Linked DNA regions of Homo sapiens: region 1 is linked to region 2. Evidence: chromatin contacts called from ENCODE Hi-C or POLR2A ChIA-PET data. All regions are on one chromosome and are shown on one strand. The core of a region is the stretch at or near the end of the contact, and the rest is flanking DNA. Distances in the headings are between cores, read along the strand shown. Region 1 has its middle 29 kb from the start of PIK3CB. Region 2 overlaps LOC124906289 (a long non-coding RNA gene).

The links. Hi-C counts contacts between places; a loop is a spot of excess contacts on that map. ChIA-PET counts read pairs that join two places held with the same protein, here RNA polymerase II (POLR2A). Pooled maps may share reads with other maps.
Region 1: a pooled map shows a loop between it and region 2 (2.0-fold over the local background). The contact joins two enhancer-like sites. A Hi-C loop is called at or near these places in 2 of 168 maps with a recorded cell type or tissue (PC-3 and thyroid gland) and 6 of 50 pooled maps. POLR2A ChIA-PET finds 5 or more read pairs at or near these places in 12 of 52 experiments (AG04449, Caco-2, GM12878 and 9 more).

What each region holds. Positions count from the first base shown.
Region 1 is chr3:138,861,646-138,865,590 of GRCh38, reverse strand. No RefSeq gene overlaps it. Among named protein-coding and RNA genes, the nearest start is that of PIK3CB, 29 kb to the right of the region's middle. RefSeq lists enhancers at 1,910-2,204, 2,281-2,822. Within about 2 kb of position 2,055, at least 18 of the 41 ENCODE cell types and tissues checked have a DNase peak (open chromatin) inside an H3K27ac peak, as active enhancers do.
Region 2 is chr3:138,896,251-138,900,452 of GRCh38, reverse strand. It overlaps LOC124906289 (a long non-coding RNA gene), which reads left to right. Exons shown (of 2, transcript XR_007096114.1): 2 at 359-698. Among named protein-coding and RNA genes, the nearest start is that of LINC01391, 46 kb to the left of the region's middle. Within about 2 kb of position 1,997, at least 3 of the 41 ENCODE cell types and tissues checked have a DNase peak (open chromatin) inside an H3K27ac peak, as active enhancers do.

The sequences.
Region 1 (3,945 bases), core at 806-3,305, 35 kb after region 2:
TTTTTTTTGTGGGAATGGGGTTTCACCATGTTGCCTAGGCTGGTCTCCAACTCCTGGGCTCAAGCAATCCTCCTGCCTCAGTCTCCCAAAGTGCTTGGATTACAGTTCTAAGCCACTGTGCCCAGCCCTCTTCCTGTTTTTGGTACCCAGCTGCCCAGATAGTATGCTGAACACCACCCACTCCATATCCAGCACCAGAAGACAGCAGAATGACCTTAGTTTATAATGGCAAAAGAAATGCCCAGTTGAGCCCAGCCCAAATTGATGCCGACACAGAATGGCAAGTTAAATAGTTGTAGTTTACAGCACTACATTTGGGGCTAGTTTGATGTTATTTCTATTTTGTTAAAATAGGTGTGCACAATCCCAGCACTTTGGGAAGCCAAGGCAGGCAGATCACCTGATGTCAGGAGTTCAAGACCAGCCTGGCCAACATGGTGAAACCCTGTCTCTACTAAAATACAAAAATTAGCCAGGCATGGTGGTGGGCACCTGTAACCCAGCTACTCAGGAGGCTGAGGCAGCAGAATCGCTTGAACCCAGGAGGTGGAGGTTGCGGTGAGCCAAGATCGCGCCACTGCACTCCAGTCTGGGTGACAGAGCCAGACTCCGTCTCAAAAAAAAAAAAAAAAAAAATGGTATGCACATATAGAAGGAAAGTAGCATTGCTGTTTATACAAAAGAGAACTCACAGCCTTCTCTTTACCTGTGATGAAATTCAGGCAAAGAGACCTCTTGGCTAGGCAAGACTTACCATGGTCCCAACTACCAGCACAGGAAAAAATATATTGCAGAGAAAAGTTGTTTAAACAGTAAGGAAAATAAAGCCAGGCACAGTGGCTCATTCCTGTAATTCCAGCACTTTGGGAGCCTGAAGTGGGAGGATTGCTTGAGCCCAGGAGTTGGGGACCAGCCTGGAGAACACAGGGAGATCCCATCTCTACAAAAACCTTTAAAAATTAGCCAGGCTGGGGCGCCGTGGCTCTCGCTTGTAATCCCAGTACTTTGGGAGGCCGAGGAGAGCGGATCACTTGAGGTCAGGAGTTCAAGACCAGTCTGACCAACATGGTGAAAACCCATCTCTACTAAAAATATGCAAATTAGCCGAGCCAGGCCGGGCGCAGTGGCTCACGCCTGTAATCCCAGCACTTTGGGAGGCCAAGGCGGGCAGATCGCCTGAGGTCGGGAGTTGGAGATCAGCCTGACCAACATGGAGAAACCCCATCTCTACTAAAAATACAAAAAATTAGCTGGGCATGGTGGCGGATGCCTGTAATCCCAGCTACTAGAGAGGCTGAGGCAGGAGAATTGCTTGAACCCCAGAAGCAGACATTGCAGTGAGCTGAGATCGTGCCATTGCACTCCAGCCTGGGCAACAAGAGTGAAACTTCATCTCAGAAAAAAGAAAGAAAGAAATAATTAGCTGAGCCGGGGGTGGTGGCAGGAGCCTGTAATCCCAGCTACTCAGGAGGCAGAGACTGGGAGGCGGGGGTTACAGTGAGCCAAGATAGTGCCATTGCTCTCCAGCCTGGGTGACAGAGCAAGACTGCATCTCGAAAAAAAAAAAATTAGCTGGGTTGAGTGATACGTGCCTGTAGTCCCAGCTATGCAGGAGGCTGAAGTAGGAGGATCGCTTGAGGCAGGAAGGTAGAGGTTGCAGTGAGCTAAGATGGTGCCACTGCACTCCAGCCTGTGTGAGAGAGTGAGGCCCTGTCTCAAACACCAAAACAAAACAAAAAACACAAAATTATATGAACAAAATCACCCAACACAAATTTCTTCCCAAAGATGAAACTCTTTCTTCTGAGAGGCCCTAAACATGGCTGTTCAGCCACTATGAACTAATAAAGTTACACAGTGCTTGAGACCTGCTCTGGGTTATTTTCTGTGTTTCCAAGTCGAGTTAGGCTGGCTGATGCAACCCAATCCTGCCATCTCTTCACTAGCCATGAGTATCAGGTTGGCATGTGGAGTATACCTTCCTCAAAGGAATCAGTACCCGGTTGACCAGATCCCCACAGTGTTTCTCACTGTCTCCCATGAGTCACCAGGGCACACTCTGCATTTACAGCCCCGCCCATAACCAAGAAAGCTCTTCAGTTTCCTAGCTCCCTTCCCTGGCTTCTGCAGTAAGGTGTGACATTGACAATTATAATCTGGTACTTAGCCCTGTGGCTTCTGCTCTGTGCCAACCCTGGCTTTAGACAACCCTATGAAATCCTACAAAGGGTGGCATATCTGGCTGAAACCTCCCAGTGGGGGAAGGAAGGAGGGTTTAAGACAGCACTTTACTCAGTCTCCATGTAAATGAGCCCTTCCTGCAGGGGCCAGGGCCTCCTCAGTTTTCTGGGTCGGCATTGGACTTTGGACATTGGAACTGTCAGCAAGCCCTCTCACAGGAAAGGTGTTTGCCTTCCCAGTGGCAAACAGTCTATTATTCTAAACTTGGACGTGCTAGGACTGACTCATCCCTCCCTTGCGGCATCGATACTCGGTATCAGGCCACAGCCTAGCTGCAAAATCTCAGCTGGCTGGTAGTTTTCCCTCCTTCTCCGCCCACCCTGCTTCAACACGGTCCTTGATGCCAATCTCAAATTTCCCTGGTGGCTCAGCGCCCCAATTCAGCACTGAAGTTTTTACTTTTTTGCTTTCCCACACAAGCAAATATTTGTTAGTAATTTCCCAGCTCTTCATACTCTTGTGATTTCTTTAACCCACCTTTTGTAACCCGCTTTCCCTCTGCTCCAGGGTCTTGGTCATTACCTCTTCTAACTCAATTACATGACTTTCTTTTTTCCCACTTCCTCTTTCCTTCCATTGTTATGCAGGCGGAGGGGAGGGTGCTAAATGCACAAAAAGGAGAATTGGATTAGGTAGCAGGATATCTCACTGCTCTCTTCCTGGTTCTGCCCTGACCCTGAGTTCTCACTTTAATAAGCCGCACACCCACTCCACATGCTGTCTTCCCACTTGCAATGAGCCAGCAGTGTGGGAGAAATCAGTAAGAGTGCCTTGGCAGTGGCTCTGACGGAGGGTGGGGTGGATTCTGGGAGAATTCAAAGGTGGTGGCACCTTGTTACCATTTACTCAGGTGAGCTGGAGATTCTGATATTACAAAACAACAAACTCGACAGAAAGGAAGAAAACAGTAATGTTGGGAAGAAAAACAGTTTGGTTCAGGGATGTCAATGCTGGGAAAATTTGTATAAAATATCTGTCTGGAACTAGTCTTTCAAATAATGACAATCATTCTTTTGAGGGGACAGACACCCCTTGGAAAATCTGATGAAGGATATAGACTCCAGAAAATCACCGGGAAAATGTATATAAATGAAGTCAGGCACAGTGGGGTGCCTCTGTAGTCCCAGCTGCTGGGGAGGCTGAGGCGGGAGCCTCCTTGAGTCCTAGAGGCACACGAACGCCTTTAGGAAGCGGGTATAAGGAGCAGAGAACTGTAAGCAGGGCTTCCCTTCTTTGTAAATCTCATCTAGAGTTCAGGGCAGTTCAGAGAAAGCATTCATTTGTTCATTCATTCAACAAGTAACTCTTTGAGAAACTTCCAAGTGTCAAGCCCCATGCTGGGCCACATTGTGAGGCAGAAGGAGGTGAATCAGACACAGTGCCTGCTCCCGGGACACTCACGGTCTGGTGGGGGATACCAAGATAGAACAGGCAATGAGTGTACAGTGATGGCAGAGGTAGCAGAGAGAACTGTGGGAGCCTGGGGGTGGGGGCAGGGGCAGAACTACTTCCTACAGTTCCCTCTTCCCACAGCAATCTGGTCCTATACCTCTCTGACTACAAAGCAAAACAGTTAAAAAAAAAAAAAAAATCCAAGTATTCCCTGAGGTGCTACTCTGAGCTGTCCATGTCAGAGCTCTCACCCACACTGTGGCCCCATCCAGCTTTCACCTCTCAACTGGGATGGAGCCTGTGAACCCTCTC
Region 2 (4,202 bases), core at 748-3,247:
CCACACGCTGTTTCAGAACCCTGCCACTCCCTCAAGTGGCAGACTCTGTGTTCCCTTCAGTTGAATTCCCATGGGTCTTTTGGTCTTCTCAACTAATAAAATACAACAGAACTCCCAAGGCTAGGTCAGAAAAGACATTACAGCTTCCACCTGACTTTTGTTTTGTTTTTTTTGAGACAGAGTCTCACTCTGTTGTCCAGGTTGGATGACATGCCATGCCATGCAGTGGCATGATCTCAGCTCACTGCAACCTCTGCTTCCTGGGCTGAAGCAATTCTCATGCCTCAGCCTCCCAAGCAGTTGGGATTACAGGCACACGTCACCATGCTCAGCTAATTTTTGTATTTTTTTTTTGTAGAGACGGGGTTTCACCATGTTGCCCAGGCTGCTCTCGAACACCTGAGCTGAAGCTTCCCAAAGTGTAGGGATTACAAGCGTGAGCCACCGTGCCCAGCCTCTACCCAACTCTTTTAGGACACATTCCCAGGAGCCTAGCTACGTGGAGAATAGCTAAAGCCCCAGCCTTCAACCCTTGCTTAACTCATAGAGGACTGCCATGTGAGTGAGCCAACTCAGAGGCAAATTCTCAGTTAGCTGATTTGCCCCAGCTGATGGTGCATGGAGCAAAATGAGCCTTCCCCATGAAGCCCTGCCCAAAATACAGATATATGAGCAAAATAAATGATTGTTGTTTTGAAGCCACTGAGTTTTGGAGTGTTTCACTATGGAGCAATAGTAACTGAACTCAGGCCTAAATACCAAGGAGTCAGCCATGAGGAAATCTTCATAGAGCATTTTAAGCATAGCCAACAACAAATCCCATGGCTTGAAGACAGGAACAAGCTTGGCACACTGAGGAACAGAGACGGTCAGGTAGCTGAGGGGGAGAGCCCTAAGAAGCGTGGTTGGAGAGGAAGGCTGAGCCACATTAAAGCCTCTTGGGCCATGAAGAAGTCTGAAATGATCAAAAGTTCAGTAGGAGTTCATTCTCCTCATAGCCGCAAGAGCCAACAAGGGTTGTGAGCAAGGCAATGATGGGATTTATTGTCTTAAAAGATGGCTCCAGAAGCTATGGGGAGAATGATACGTAGCAGTATGAAAGTGGAAGCAGATGCTGGGCACGGTGGCTCATGCGTGTAATCCCAGCACTTTGGGAGGCCGAGGAGGGTGAAGAGCTTGAGCCCAGGAATTCAAGACCAGCCTGGGCAACATGGCAAAACCTTGTCTCTACAAAAAATACAAAAATTAGCTGGGCATTGTGGTGTGCACCTGTAGTCCCAACTCCTCAGGAGGCTGAGGTGGGAGGATCACTTGAGCTGGGGAGGCAGAAGTTGCAGTGAGCTGAGATCATGCCACTGCACTCCAGCCTGGGTAATAGAGCAAGACTGAATCAAAAGGAAAAAAAAAAAAAGGAAAGAAAGGAAGAAAGAAAGAAAAGAAGGAAGGAAGGAGGGAGGGAGGGAAGGAAGAAAGGATGAAAGAAAGAAAGAAAGAACCAACAGTGGAAGCAAGGAGATCAGTTAGCAATTGTCCAAGATGAACACAGTTGACACCCAATAGTGAGGAGAAGAAGATAGACTCCAGGCACATTTTGTAGAGGCAATAAGCTTTGCTGATAAGATGAGAGGTGAGGGACAAGGAAGAATAAAAGCAAACCTCTAGGTTTTTGTCTCAAGCAGACATGTGAATGACAGTGCTGTTGGCTAGATGAGAAAGGCTTGGAGAGGAACAGGGTTGGGGTGGGATAAACCTTCCCCTTCCCTCAGGATATCTGATTTCAATGTGGTTGTAGAAAGAATCCAAGCTGGCTAAATAATTCTCACTAAGCAGTTACCAGGAGGCAAGTACAGAGCTTCCGACTCTGGTAGGGGTGGAGATTCTGATAACTACTTGGCTTGCCTTAGGAATTCCTTTCTATTTATGTGTTTGCCTATATAGCTTTTAGAGTCTCTATGCAGAGTGTGGTTGTTATAATTACTATGGCAAAAATCCCAGCTGGAAGCTAAAACACACCCAAAGGAGGAAATTGAACTCAACATGTAGGAGACCCAGCCAAGTGCTTTTCCCAAACCATACTGCTTTAGCCAGTCTGGAGAAGAGCTCCTGAGTGACCAAGAGGAAGGAACCAGGCCTTAGGTACCTACTGAAAAAATGGCTAATAAGAGACAGGGGAACAAACTACAAACTCCTGGAAGGACTCCCAAAGCAGGCAGAAGACCTAGGCTCTAGAGAGCAGCTTCTGCATCTCCCCTATAGGGAGAGGGAGAAGGATGGACCCTAGAGTGGCACAAGAGTAGAAAGGATCCCAGGCCAGGCCACACCTACAACCCTTCCTTAGTTTCCCTCTCTCGCCCCAGTTTGAAGAACTTCGCTGCTCCACTGAATTCCCTCCCTCTAGAGGACGCAGCTCCAAAGCTCAGAAGGAAACTGCTCTCTTCACTTGGTCCTAAGGGAGGGTCATTCACCTGTGCTGGCTTCTTTTTTTTTTTTTAGACAGAGTCTCACTCTGTCACCAGGCTGGAGTACAGTGGTGCGATCTCGGCTCACTGCAACCTCCGCCTCCCGGATTCAAGCGATTCTCCTGCCTCAGCCTCCTGAGTAGCTGAGATTTCAGGCACGTACCACCACACCTGGCTAATTTTTGTATTTTTAGTAGAGATGGGGTTTCACCATGTTGGTCAGGCGGGTCTCGAACTCCCAACCTCAGGTGATCCACCCATCTTGGCCTCCCAAAGTGCTGGGATTACAGGCATGAGCCACCGCACCCAGCCAGCTCTGGCTGGCTTCTTGAAGATCACCATATAGGACCCTGGGTTGAATTGGTCAGCAGAGGGAAACAGGGTATCCAGTCAAGCTCTACAGGAGCAAAGGATGGGCAGTCAGAGCGGCAGGGACAGGGCACTTGGTGGCCTGGTGTGCCTTTGCTGAGTCCCACTCAGAGTCCTCAGAGCCACAGTTCTGCTGATTTCTCTCTCCTGTCTGTTTCATGATCGAGTTAACTTCCCTTCACATTGCCTCCTCTGTGGGCACACAGTATTTCCTGCCCAAATATTATGTCTTTCCGCTCTCTCCCAAAATATGGTGAGGGGTCTCTAGTTTAACCATGAGACACAAAAGAGCCAATGATAACCCATACCTGGGTGGCATTTCATTTATTCATTCTTCAGTTATTTATTGAGCTCCTACCACATGTGATAGTTAAGCAGGCTATTGCAGTAATCCAAATGAGAGGTGATGGAGACTTAAGACTGGTATGGTAGTAGAGGAGGTTATGAGAAGTGATTGGATTCTGAATACAGTTTGAAACATAAAACCAACAGGATTTTCTAATAGGTTGGACATGAGATATGAGAGAAGCAAGAAGAGAAGGCTGCTTCCAAGGTGTTCGTCTAAGCATCTGGAAGGATAGTGTGTTGCCATTTTCTGAGATAGGAAAGACTGCAAGACAAGCAACTAGAAAGAACTAATTCAGCAGACTGACTGTTTGGGCATCATAAATTTGAAGTGCTTGTTTATTTGTGTGTGTGTGTGTGTGTGTGTGTGTGTGTGTGTGTGTGAGACGGAGTCTCACTCTGTTGCCCAAGTTGGAGTGCAGTGGCGCGATCTTGGCTCACTGCAACCTCCACCTCCCAGGTTAAAGTGACTCTCCTGCCTCAGCCTCCCGAGTAGCTGGGATTACAGGCATCTGCCACCATGCCCAGCTAATTTTTGTATTTTTTGTAGAGATGAGGTTTCACCATGTTGGCCAGCCTGGTCTCAAACTCCTGACCTCAAGTGATCGGCCCACCTCAGCCTTCCAAAGTGCTGGGATTACAGGCGTGAGCCACCACGCCCGGCCTTTTATTTATTTTTTTGAGATGGAGTTTTGCTCTTGTTGCCCGGGCTGGAGTGCAATGGCACAGTCTCTTCTCACTGCAACCTCTGCCTCCCAGATTCAAACGATTCTTCTGCCTCCGCCTCCCGAGTAGGTGGAATTACAGGCATGCACCACCACATCCGGCTAATTTTGTATTTTTAGTAGAGACGGAGTTTCTCCATGTTGGTCAGGCTGGTCTCGAACTTCTGACCTCAGGCGATCTGCCTGCCTCGGCCTCCCGAAGTGCTGGGATTACAGGCATGCGCCACCGCGCCCGGCCTATTTATTTTATTTTATTTTTTTTTTGAGACAGGGTCTTGCTCTGTCACCCAGGCTGGAGTGCAGT